Regions from separate parts of the Homo sapiens genome. Here region 1 is linked to region 2. Evidence: chromatin contacts called from ENCODE Hi-C or POLR2A ChIA-PET data. All regions are on one chromosome and are shown on one strand. The core of a region is the stretch at or near the end of the contact, and the rest is flanking DNA. Distances in the headings are between cores, read along the strand shown.

Region 1 (4,760 bases), core at 777-3,276, 110 kb before region 2:
TCAAGCAATTCTCCTGCCTCAGCCTCCTGAGTAGCTGGAACGGACACAGGTGTGTGCCACCATGCCTGGCTAATTTTTTGTATTTTTAGTAGAGATGGGGTTTCACTGTGTTAGCCAGGATGGTCTCAATATCCTGACCTCAGATGATCCACCCACCTTGGCTTCCCAAAGTGCTGGGATTACAGGCATGAGCCACTGCACCTGGCCAATAGTGTTTTTTGATGAGCAGGAGTTTTAAATTTTGATGAGGTCCATTTATCAATTGTTTTCAGGGTCCATGCTTTTTTTAAAAATTTTTTCTTTTTTTAGAAACGGTGTCTCTTTGTCACCCAAGCTGAAGCGCAGTGGACTGATCATAGTTCACTGCAGCCTTGAACTCTTGGGCTCAAGCAATTTGCCTGCCTCAGCCTCCTGAGTATGTGGGATACAGGCTCATGCCACCATGCCTGGCTTTTTTGTATCCTTTCTAGGAAATCTTTGCATACCCCAAGATTTAAAAGATACCCTCCTGTTTTATTCTAGTAGCTTTATCGATTTGCTTTATGTTTAGGCCAATGATCTCTCTTAAATTGCGTTTTGAATATGGTGTGAGGTAGGGATTGGGTCCCTTCAGGCACATAAATATCTACTTGTTCCAACACCACTTCCTGGTGTTCTTGTCCAAAATCATTTGACCCATATCAGATGGATCAGATGGTTCTCATTATTTTTCCAACAGTAAACATTGCAGCTAAGAATGTGTCTCATGCAGTCTCTCTCCACTCAAAAAGTGTGGTCTGCAGACCAGTGGCGTCACATCACCTGGGAGCTTGTCAGAAATTCAGAATCTGGCACCACTCCAGCATTACACAACCCCCTAGTGAGTCTCAGGCACGTTACATTTTGAGGAGCAATAGTGTAGATATTTCTTGAGGAATGAGGATAATTTTTGAGGAATGAGGGGAAACATCATCATGACATTTGCTGCCTCTCACAGCCTCCCCATGCACTACAGCCTGTGGGGCCTGCCAACCCATTTTCCCTGGTTACTGTGCAGGGCTAGATTTACTTCCAGACTTAACCTCTGGGTCCACCTCTCCTGACATGTGCTGTGCCGTTCTTTGCTGCTGGGATTGAGGGAAGGGGGCCCACTCACTCACCCACTCCTCACCTTTTAATACCCACAACCACCTGCTCACTCACCCAGCAGTTCCTATGCTCTCCCCTATACACATTCTTTCACCAGGAACCTCAGTTTCCTCAATTGCAGAACCAAAATAAGAATGGTCTTGATATCAGGAACTACTGTGAAGGGAAGTGATCTGAGGAGTACCTGGGCATGGAGACAGCACAATATAAGTCAGTTATCGTCATGGCCATTTCAGAGCTCTTTTTCCAGTAAAGCCCCTGGATGCTGCTCGCCTCTGCTATGTAGCCTCACTCCCCTGCAGCCGGGCAGAATGGAGTCCCCCTCCTCTCCAGCCTGACTTCTCCTCCCCTGCTCCGCGTCCCCAGGGCAGCGTGCACCGATAAATCTTTCCCAGCGCGTTGCATTGTTACAGCGAGTTGCCCTCGCATCCGACCGGCCCCCCGCCCCACCTCTGGAGATCTTCAAACCCAGGATCTGTGCCTTGGTCGTCTTTGAAGCCCCGGCCCCTGGCACAGCGCCTGGCACCTGGAGGGCGCTCAATAAATGTTTGCAAAATCGAATTCTCTGTTGAGCAGGTGTCCACCCCTCCACTCGCGGAGGGTGGGTTGCGCGGGCGGAAGGGAAGTCTGGCTGTGTGCCAGGGTGCGGGGGGACACAGGCAGGGGACTCAGGGAGCGGGAGAGCGGGAGCGGGTACGACGCCGGCTAGCGGAGCCCGGCCCGGAGGGTGCGGCGGTGCCAGACGCGGAGGGCGGCCTCCGCTCCTCCCCCGCCTCCTCCCCGCGCCGCGCCTCCTCCCCGCGCCGCGCCTCCTCAGGCTCCGCCACCCCCGCCCGGCGCGGCAGCCGCAGGGAGGGGTCCGGGAAGGCGGAGCCAGCGGCGGCCCAGGCTCTGGGCACTCGCGCGGCTCCCGTTCGCGGAGCACACATCCCGGCGCGACGAGGTAGGAGGCCGCGAGGGGAACGGACGAGGGAGCTGGGCGCCGCGGCGGGAGGGGCGGGAGGCCGGGCCGAGACCCTCCTCCCGTGCTCCCGGACAGCCTCGCGGCCCACCGAGCCCACCGCGGGAGTCTCAACCCCGCCCCTCGGCCCCCGCCTCCCTCTTCCCGCGCCCGCCCCGCCGCGCGCCCCCCGCTCCCTGCTGCTCCGCGTCCTCCGGGACCGCCCTCCGAGGTCCCCCGGGGTCGCTGCTCCTGCGCCCAGTGCGCTCCTTGTTCTCCCACAGGTTCCTTCGGAGAGCGAGCGGGAGTCGGTGCTCGGCCTCCTGCGGGGAGCAGCCCGAGGGTGAGTCCGGCGTGGCGTGGCGGGGCGGGGCGGGGCGGAGGCTGGAGGGCCCGGGGCCGCTCTTACGCCTCTTAGTGGCACCGGGGCTCGGCGCTGCGGGCTGGCTCCATGTTTGCGGAATGAATCAGTCATGACTCTCCTTCTCCTCTTCCTAAGGAGGACTTTTTGAGGTCCACGTGCTGCAGAGCACCTTTGGAGGGCCTCATGAGATAGGGGTCCCCCCTCCTGCATAGTGGAAGCCCGACTCCCATTTCCCCCCCTCCTCTCTGCACTCCAGTCTGGAGGCTCCCTTTGGGTTGGGTCTTGGGGGGTCGGGGACAGGGGGCTTGTAGGCCCAGCCAGGTAGTTGTGGAAGGTGTGTCCCAGCAGGAGACTTGAGCCAGGGCTCTTAGAAGGTTGCAGTGGAGGGGGCGCGCTGCGGAGGACAGCTGACACTGTCAGGCAGGGTCACTTGGCACCTCCAAGGCCAGCCTGGAAGAGCCTGCTTGAATATGGATTTTGACCCACAGCTTACTGAAAGCTTCCACGCCGCTGTTTCTTCATCAATAAAATGGGAACATTCGCAGTCATTTCTCAGGACTTTGTGCAGACAAAAAGTTTATCATAGAAATCACCCCACACAATGCTTGGCACATCGAGGACACTCAGCACATCTTAGCTTTATTTCCTTCCTCTCTGAAAAAAGTAAGCAGAGTTATTTGTTCCCATCCTCTCTGTCCACAGCCTGGTCTCAGAGAACACAGTAGATGTGTAGTCAGTTTGTTCAATAAATATGCTTGATGGAGCTTCAATACCCACCTCCACCCCCTTCTCCCAGAATCTGCAGGGAGAGGTCGGGAGGTGACAACGCCAGCATGCCAGTGCTATCGGAGGACTCTGGTAAGTACCTCCCCCCGGCTGGACCTGCCACAGTCCTGAAGACAAGAGCCTGCCTGGCAGCCTCCAGGCCCTGGCAGTGAGAGCCTGGGGAGAGAATGTCCTCACGGCAGGACTGAAGTGCTGTTTGAGGCCCCACTCGGGCTCCTCGGGGGCAGGGAGCACCCACTGCGTTTGCTATCCTTTGTTTTTCTCACCTCTCCCCAGGTTTGCATGAAACCCTGGCCCTGCTGACCTCCCAGCTCAGACCTGACTCCAACCACAAGGAGGAGATGGGCTTCCTGAGGGATGTTTTCAGTGAAAAAAGCCTCAGTTACTTAATGAAGGTGAAGTCCCACGTCATCCTGCGTGGAAGGGTGTCTAGAGGTCTTTCTAGCTGTCTGTGGCCGTCTGAGGTCATCCTAGTCATCTCCCTGCCCCAGGAAGGCCTTCACTTGCCCACTACACAGGACTTTCTCTTATGGTGCCCTGTCAGTGGCCCAGTCTGCTGCCCCAAATGTCCCCACAGCCGTGGGTGGGATGTGTGGTGTCCAGGGTGCATCTGAAATACTCTGTCTTTGCAGATTCATGAGAAGCTTCGCTATTATGAAAGGCAAAGTCCAACCCCAGTTCTGCACAGCGCTGTGGCCCTCGCTGAGGACGTAAGCCCCAGGTTTCTCCTTACAGTGTCTGCCCCACTCCCCACCCTGTAGGGCTCCTTCATCTTGCCTCGCTTGCTTAGTGTGGGGACACCGGGAATCAGGAGCCCAAAGGTGAAGAGGTGTTTTCTTCCCTTGTCCTCCTCCTTCTCTTCCTCTCTCTGGGTTCCCCGAAAGGTAGGGAGGAACCCGTGAGCCTTGGACTGGGCTGGGAGACACTGTGACATGGAGCTGCCCACTTACTGTGTGTTCTTTAGCAAGTCTGCTTCCTCTGCTGTAAATGAGAGCATTGGATTGGCTCAGCAGTTCCCAAACTGCCCTGAGGACTGGTGATTTGAATAGGTCAATAAGACATTATGTCTGTGCTTTCCTGAAGTCAAGGGACCTACAGTGTGTCCCCGCATACTGGCTCAGGCTTCTCATTTTTTAAAGGAACGCTTCTTAATTTCTTGTGGACCTAGTCGTCTATGTTGCGTGGTTGGGGAAAACCCATTCTGGTTGATTACTAAGATCAGTTCCTGAATAAACTCACCTAACCCCAGGAGATGGCCTGGGGAGGGATGAGTGCAGCTTGTGGGTGCAGAGCCCTGGGCCCTTCTCCACTGTGGAATGTGATTAGGGGCACATTAGATTGCCTGGCTCCCAGGCTCAGCGCTGCCTGTCCCACCAGCTCTGTGATGTTAAGTAGGCCACTCAACCTCTCTGAGCTCCCATTTCCTCATTCATAAAATAGCATCTGAGAGCCAGATAAGCCCAGGTTCAAATCCTAGCTGTGCTGTATATGAGCTCTGTGACTTCGGGCAAAATGTTTAATCTCTTTGAGTCTCAGGATTCT
Region 2 (5,363 bases), core at 1,461-3,960:
TGTGCCCTGGGCAGGGGCAGCAGGAATGCTTTGAATGCTTCCCCTGCATGTGGCCTTGGGTTTTACCAATGGCTACAGCGGGTGGTTTAATTAATAAATGTCCACTGCTTGTCATTTATCATTAGCAAAACAGGAGGGGTTGGAGGTGGGGGCAGCCAAGAGGGCAGGGAAGCTTTCTCCAAACAAGGTGCACCGATAAATTAAAGCTTTATCCATCAGTCTCACAGGCTGGCTGCTGTTGTACAGCCCCACGTTACTTTCCTCTGGTTCAGAGGCCAATCTCATGTTTCTGAAGGGCTTTGCAGCAGCTGTAGGGGGTTTCATCTATGACTGTGTTTCCCTTGTCAAATCTCAGCAAAGGACTGTGTTGCATGGTATGGAGGAGAGAGAGCAGCATGTGCCCAGGGGACTGGTTCCCATCGGGGTCTCAAACTGAAACTCTATGGTGGATCCAGCCTGAGGCTAGATTTTTGTTTGGCTACAATGGCATTTGACAAATTGGAAATTTTTACATAAAAATTCAAGTTTCTGGCTTCTATTGAAAAAGCAAGGCGAGGCAAAACCAAACCCTCTTTTTCAGTATGGCAACAAGCAGCTGATGGCCAGCTTAGGCAGGCAGGGCAGCCATGTGAGGTTGTGTGAGTTGTGCACTGCACAAAAGCACCTAGCAGAAGGTGCAAATGGAGGCTGAATCCAGGCCAGGCTGTCTTTCCAGCAGAAGCCCTGTAGGCAGGATGCAGGCCTTCCACTTCCCCACCACCGCTGACAATCCCTGCTACTTTACTCACCTACTCCATTCATTTACGTTACCTATCTGAGCTTGGTAAGCACTTGGTGTTTTCATTCCTAGTATACAATCAGGGCACTATTTCGTCTTCTCTATGTGAGAAATGCCTCTTCAACCTTCAAGGCTCAGCTCAACTCATAGAAGCTCCCTGGTGGTACCCTCCTCTGTATTTTCTCAACAGCAACCCACACTGCTATTATAGCACTCGGCACACCCTTGTGCTCTAATTTGTTAGCGGATCCTGTTTCCTGCAGACTTTGAGCCCCTTGAAGATAGATCCTACCATTTCTACTTTTCCTCTGCCTGGCACATAATGGGCACTAAATCAGTAGGGCTGAATGAATGGGTTTATGGCCAAGTGTGCCCCAGGCAAGGGAGGCCTCCAAGAGGCTGCCTAAAATCCTAAGCCAGGAAGGTCAGGAAAGGGTGATAAAAGGTTTTAACTTTGGGGTTTTGAAAGACCCTAGACTCCTAGGTTTCTTCTCTTGGACACTCTATGGGGCACTTAAAATCCTGAGTCATGCTGATTTTGGGATTTCCTCTGACCAGAAAGCTGAGTGTTTAAGACTTTTCACATTCGCTTGTTTTGTTGCAAGGAGCTAGTAAGAGCTCAGCCTGGCCTCTCCCAAAACCACTCATAAAGGAGCAGCAGACATGGTGCAGCCAACAGAGACTTCAGGGAACAAGGATGGCTGTGACTTGTGCAGAGCAATTCTGGGATCCTGGAACCTGAAATACATCTCCTCCCCAGAAATTTAGCCTGAAATTTCTTTAACCAAGATCAAAAGGTGAACCTTGCTTCTAATAATCACAGAGGACTGAATGTGTTCTGCGAAGGAGAGCCACACTGGTCTAAATTATTTCCAACTAACGTGTAAATGACTGATAGAGGTTTTTGGTTTTTTTGTTTTGTTTTTGTTGATTTTTTTTTTTTCCTAAATGCTAGTTTGGTGAGAAGGTAAAAAGAGTTATAAAAGTGCAACACCAAGGCGGGTGGATCGCGAGGTCAGGAGTTCGATACCAGCCTGGCCAACATGGTGAAACCCCATCTCTACTAAAAGTACAAAGAATTAGCTGGGCGTGGAGGCGCGCCCCCGTAATCCCAGCTCCTCGGAGGCTGAAGCAGGAGAATCGCTTGAACCCGGGAGGCGGAGGTTGCAGCGAGCCGAGATCGCGCCATTGCACTCCAGCCTGGGTGACAGAGCGAGACTCCGTCTCAAAAAAAAAAAAAAAAAAAAAAAAAAAAAAAAAAGCAACAAGCCCTCTCGCCTAGTCTCTCCTTTGTCGTCCAGACCCTCGCGGCCGCGGGCGTTCGTGGTTCGTCCCCTCCGCCCCCTCCGTCCCCTCCGCCCTTTCCGCCGCGCTGACTCGCCGCTTCCTCCTGGGCTCCATCGCCCCAAACCCGGGACTGCACTTCCCGGCAGACGCCGCGGCCAATGAGGGAGGGGCTGAGGATTTGGCGGCGGCGGCGCCCCGAGAGTCGGGGTGACGGGGCTTTGTGCGCTGAGGCGGAGGCTGCCAGCACGGAGGCGGAGGCCCAGGGGCTGTGCACAGGTCACCGCGGAGAGACGTGCGATTTCCCAGCCGAGCGCCGAGGACCCTGCTGCCCAGGCCAGGCTGCCAGCCGTAGGCTCCTCTCTGGCGGCAGCGGGGGCGCGGCGACACCCGTCTCTCGGCCTCCCCTTCCCACCCCACCTCCGGAGCCTTCCTCCTGCCGCAGCACGCCTGGCCTGGTCCGGCTGTGGCCCTCCTCGATCTCCGTGTCCCTCCTGTGATCGCATTGAGACGGCCGGGCGGTTAGAACGGGACAAACTGAAGGCCCGATGAGAGAAAGGGAAAGTTAAGAATGCTGGAGCAGAACAATGGATTTCTCTTTCTCTTTCATGCAAGGGATCACGGGAAACACAGTTCAACAACCACCTCAACTCACTGACTCCGCCAGCATCCGTCAGGAGGATGCCTTTGATAACAAAATTGACATTGCTGAAGATGGTGGCCAGACACCATACGAAGCTACCTTGCAGCAAAGCTTTCAATACTCACCTACAACAGATCTTCCTCCACTCACAAATGGCTACCTGCCATCAATCAGCATGTATGAAATTCAAACCAAATACCAGTCGCATAATCAATATCCTAATGGGTCAGCCAATGACTTTGGCGCAGCTAGAAACTTTAGCCCCACTGACTATTACCATTCAGAAATTCTAAACAGAAGACCACATTAAATTCTAGAAAACCCTTCCCCTCCACAGCCACCACTTCGGTACCACAAACTGTGATTCCAAAGAAGAGTGGCTCACCTGAAGTTAAACTAAAAATAACCAAAACTATCCAGAATGGCAGGGAATTGTTCAAGTCTTCCCTTTGTGGAGACCTTTTAAATGAAGTACAGGCAAGTGAGCACACGAAGTCAAAGCATGAAAGCAGAAAAGAAAAGAGGAAAAAACCCAAAAAGCATGACTCATCAAGATCTGAAGAGCGCAAGTCACACAAAATCCCCAAATTAGAACCAGAGGAACAAAATAGACCAAATGAGAGGGTTCACACCATATCAGAAAAACCAAGGGAAGATCCAGTACTAAAAGAGGAAGCCCCAGTTCAGCCAATACTATCTTCTGTTCCAACAACAGAAGTGTCCACTGGTGTTAAGTTTCAAGTTGGTGATCTTGTGTGGTCCAAGGTGGGAACCTATCCGTGCTGGCCTTGTATGGATTGAAGTGATCCCCAGCTGGAGGTTCATACCAAAATTAACACAGGAGGTGCCCGAAAATATCATGTCCAGTGTTTTAGCAAACAGCCAGAGAGGGTGTGGGTTCATGAAAAATGGGTACAGGAGTATAAAGGTCATAAGCGGTATGAAGAATTACTGGCTGAGGCAACCAAACAAGCCAGCAATCACTCTGAGAAACAAAAGATTTGGAAACCCTGACCTCAGAGAGAACATGCTCAATGGGATTTTGGCATTGCCCATGCAGAGAAAGCATTGAAAATGACTTGAGAAGAAAGAATAGAACAGTATACTTTTATCTATATTGATTAACAGCCTGAAGAGGGTTTATCCCAAGCAAAAAAGAATGTTGGGGCCGGGCGCGGTGGCTCACGTCTGTAATCCCAGCACTTTGGGAGGCCCAGGCGGGCGGATCACAAGGTCAGGAGATTGAGACCATCCTGGCTAACACGGTGAAACCCCGTCTCTACTAAAAAAATACAAAAAAATTAGCCGGGCATGGTGGTGGGCGCCTGTAATCCCAGGTACTTGGGAGGCTGAGGCAGGAGAATGGCATGAACCGGAGATCGCACCACTGCATTCCAGCCTGGGCGACAGAGCGAGACTCCATCTAAAAAAAAAAAAAAAAAGAATGTTGTCTCCAAAGCCGAAGTTAAAAAAACCTGATGACCAAGATCTGTGCTTTAAACTCAGCCAGAACAGATCAATGCAGGGGAGGTGGCCTCCTCACTCTCAAGTACTGACATTTGGAGACACAGCCCGAGGCAGCACACAAGCGCGGACGAGGAAGAGCCACCTCCTGTTAAAATAGCCTGGAAAACTGTGGCAGCAAGGAAATCCTACCAGCTTCCATTACAATGCACAAAGGGAGCCTGGATTTGCAGAAGTGTAACATGTCTCCAGCTGTGAAAATTGAAGAAGTGTTTGCTCTTCAGAATGCTACAGAGGATGGGAAATTAATTTGTTTATTCAACAAAGGGAATTGGTAACAAAACAGAAATAAGTGTCAGGGGGCAAGACAGGCTTATAATTTCTAAACCAAACCAGAGAAATGAAAAGCCAATGCAGAATATATCATCTCTTGAAGCAACATCTGGTTCTACAGGCTCAGTAGAAAAGAAGCAACAGAGAAGATCAATTAGAACTTGTTCTGAATCAGAGAAGTCCACTGAGGTTGTGCCAAAGAAGAAGATAAAAAAGGAGCAGGTTGAAATAGTTCCTCAGGCTACAGTGAAGACTGGATTACAGAAAGGGTCGGCGGACTGGGGAGTGCAGGGCTCTGTCAGATTCAGTGACAGCTCCATCTCCACAGCGATTGAGGAAACTGTAGACTGAGATTCCTGTACAATTTCATCCCAGAAAATCCAGACTTGTAGTCTCCATGCAAGATTTCTTTTTCTGTCGGCAGCTTGATAAACAGTTTATTTGTTTTAGATTTTGATTTTGCCAGTCATCATTATTGGCATTTTCCTGCCTGGTTTCTTCTTGAAGACTCTGAACGATTGCTTTAACATTCAAATGATTTTTTTTTTTTTCAGTTTGAGCTGGATGGGTACAGCTTAAATCATGGGTCCAGCCTAAAAACCACCATTTAACTTACACTGATCAGTTTCAACACGACATGGAATGGACTGTTTTTGGTTTTTTGTTTTTATTTTTTATTTATTTGTGGTGTTTTTTTGTTTGAGATGGAGTCTCGCTCTGTCACCCAGGCTGGAGTGCAGTGGCCCAATCTCGGCTCACTGCAACCTCTGCCTCCCGGGTTCAAGTGATTCTCCTGCCTCAGCCTCCTGAGTAGCTGGAATTACAGGCATGTGCCACGCCCGGCTGATTTTTTTTTTTTTT

Evidence for each region. Hi-C counts contacts between places; a loop is a spot of excess contacts on that map. ChIA-PET counts read pairs that join two places held with the same protein, here RNA polymerase II (POLR2A). Pooled maps may share reads with other maps.
Region 1: a pooled map shows a loop between it and region 2 (2.4-fold over the local background). The contact joins the promoter of MPP3 here to the enhancer-like site in region 2. A Hi-C loop is called at or near these places in 4 of 50 pooled maps. POLR2A ChIA-PET finds 5 or more read pairs at or near these places in 2 of 52 experiments (CD4-positive, alpha-beta T cell and HEK293).

What each region holds. Positions count from the first base shown.
Region 1 is chr17:43,830,412-43,835,171 of GRCh38, reverse strand. It overlaps MPP3 (MAGUK p55 scaffold protein 3), which reads left to right and starts at 2,026. Exons shown (of 20, transcript NM_001932.6): 1 at 2,026-2,071; 2 at 2,353-2,411; 3 at 3,229-3,290; 4 at 3,495-3,613; 5 at 3,851-3,928. The coding sequence starts at 3,266. It overlaps LOC107984979 (a long non-coding RNA gene), which reads right to left and starts at 1,467. Exons shown (of 3, transcript XR_001753057.2): 1 at 1,183-1,467. RefSeq lists silencers at 1,897-1,996, 2,017-2,066.
Region 2 is chr17:43,717,723-43,723,085 of GRCh38, reverse strand. It overlaps the pseudogene WHSC1L2P. Among named protein-coding and RNA genes, the nearest start is that of SOST, 38 kb to the left of the region's middle. RefSeq lists silencers at 2,063-2,122, 2,273-2,382, 2,413-2,482 and an enhancer at 3,922-4,526. Within about 2 kb of position 2,710, at least 34 of the 41 ENCODE cell types and tissues checked have a DNase peak (open chromatin) inside an H3K27ac peak, as active enhancers do; they include CD4-positive, alpha-beta T cell, where a contact is called at or near this core.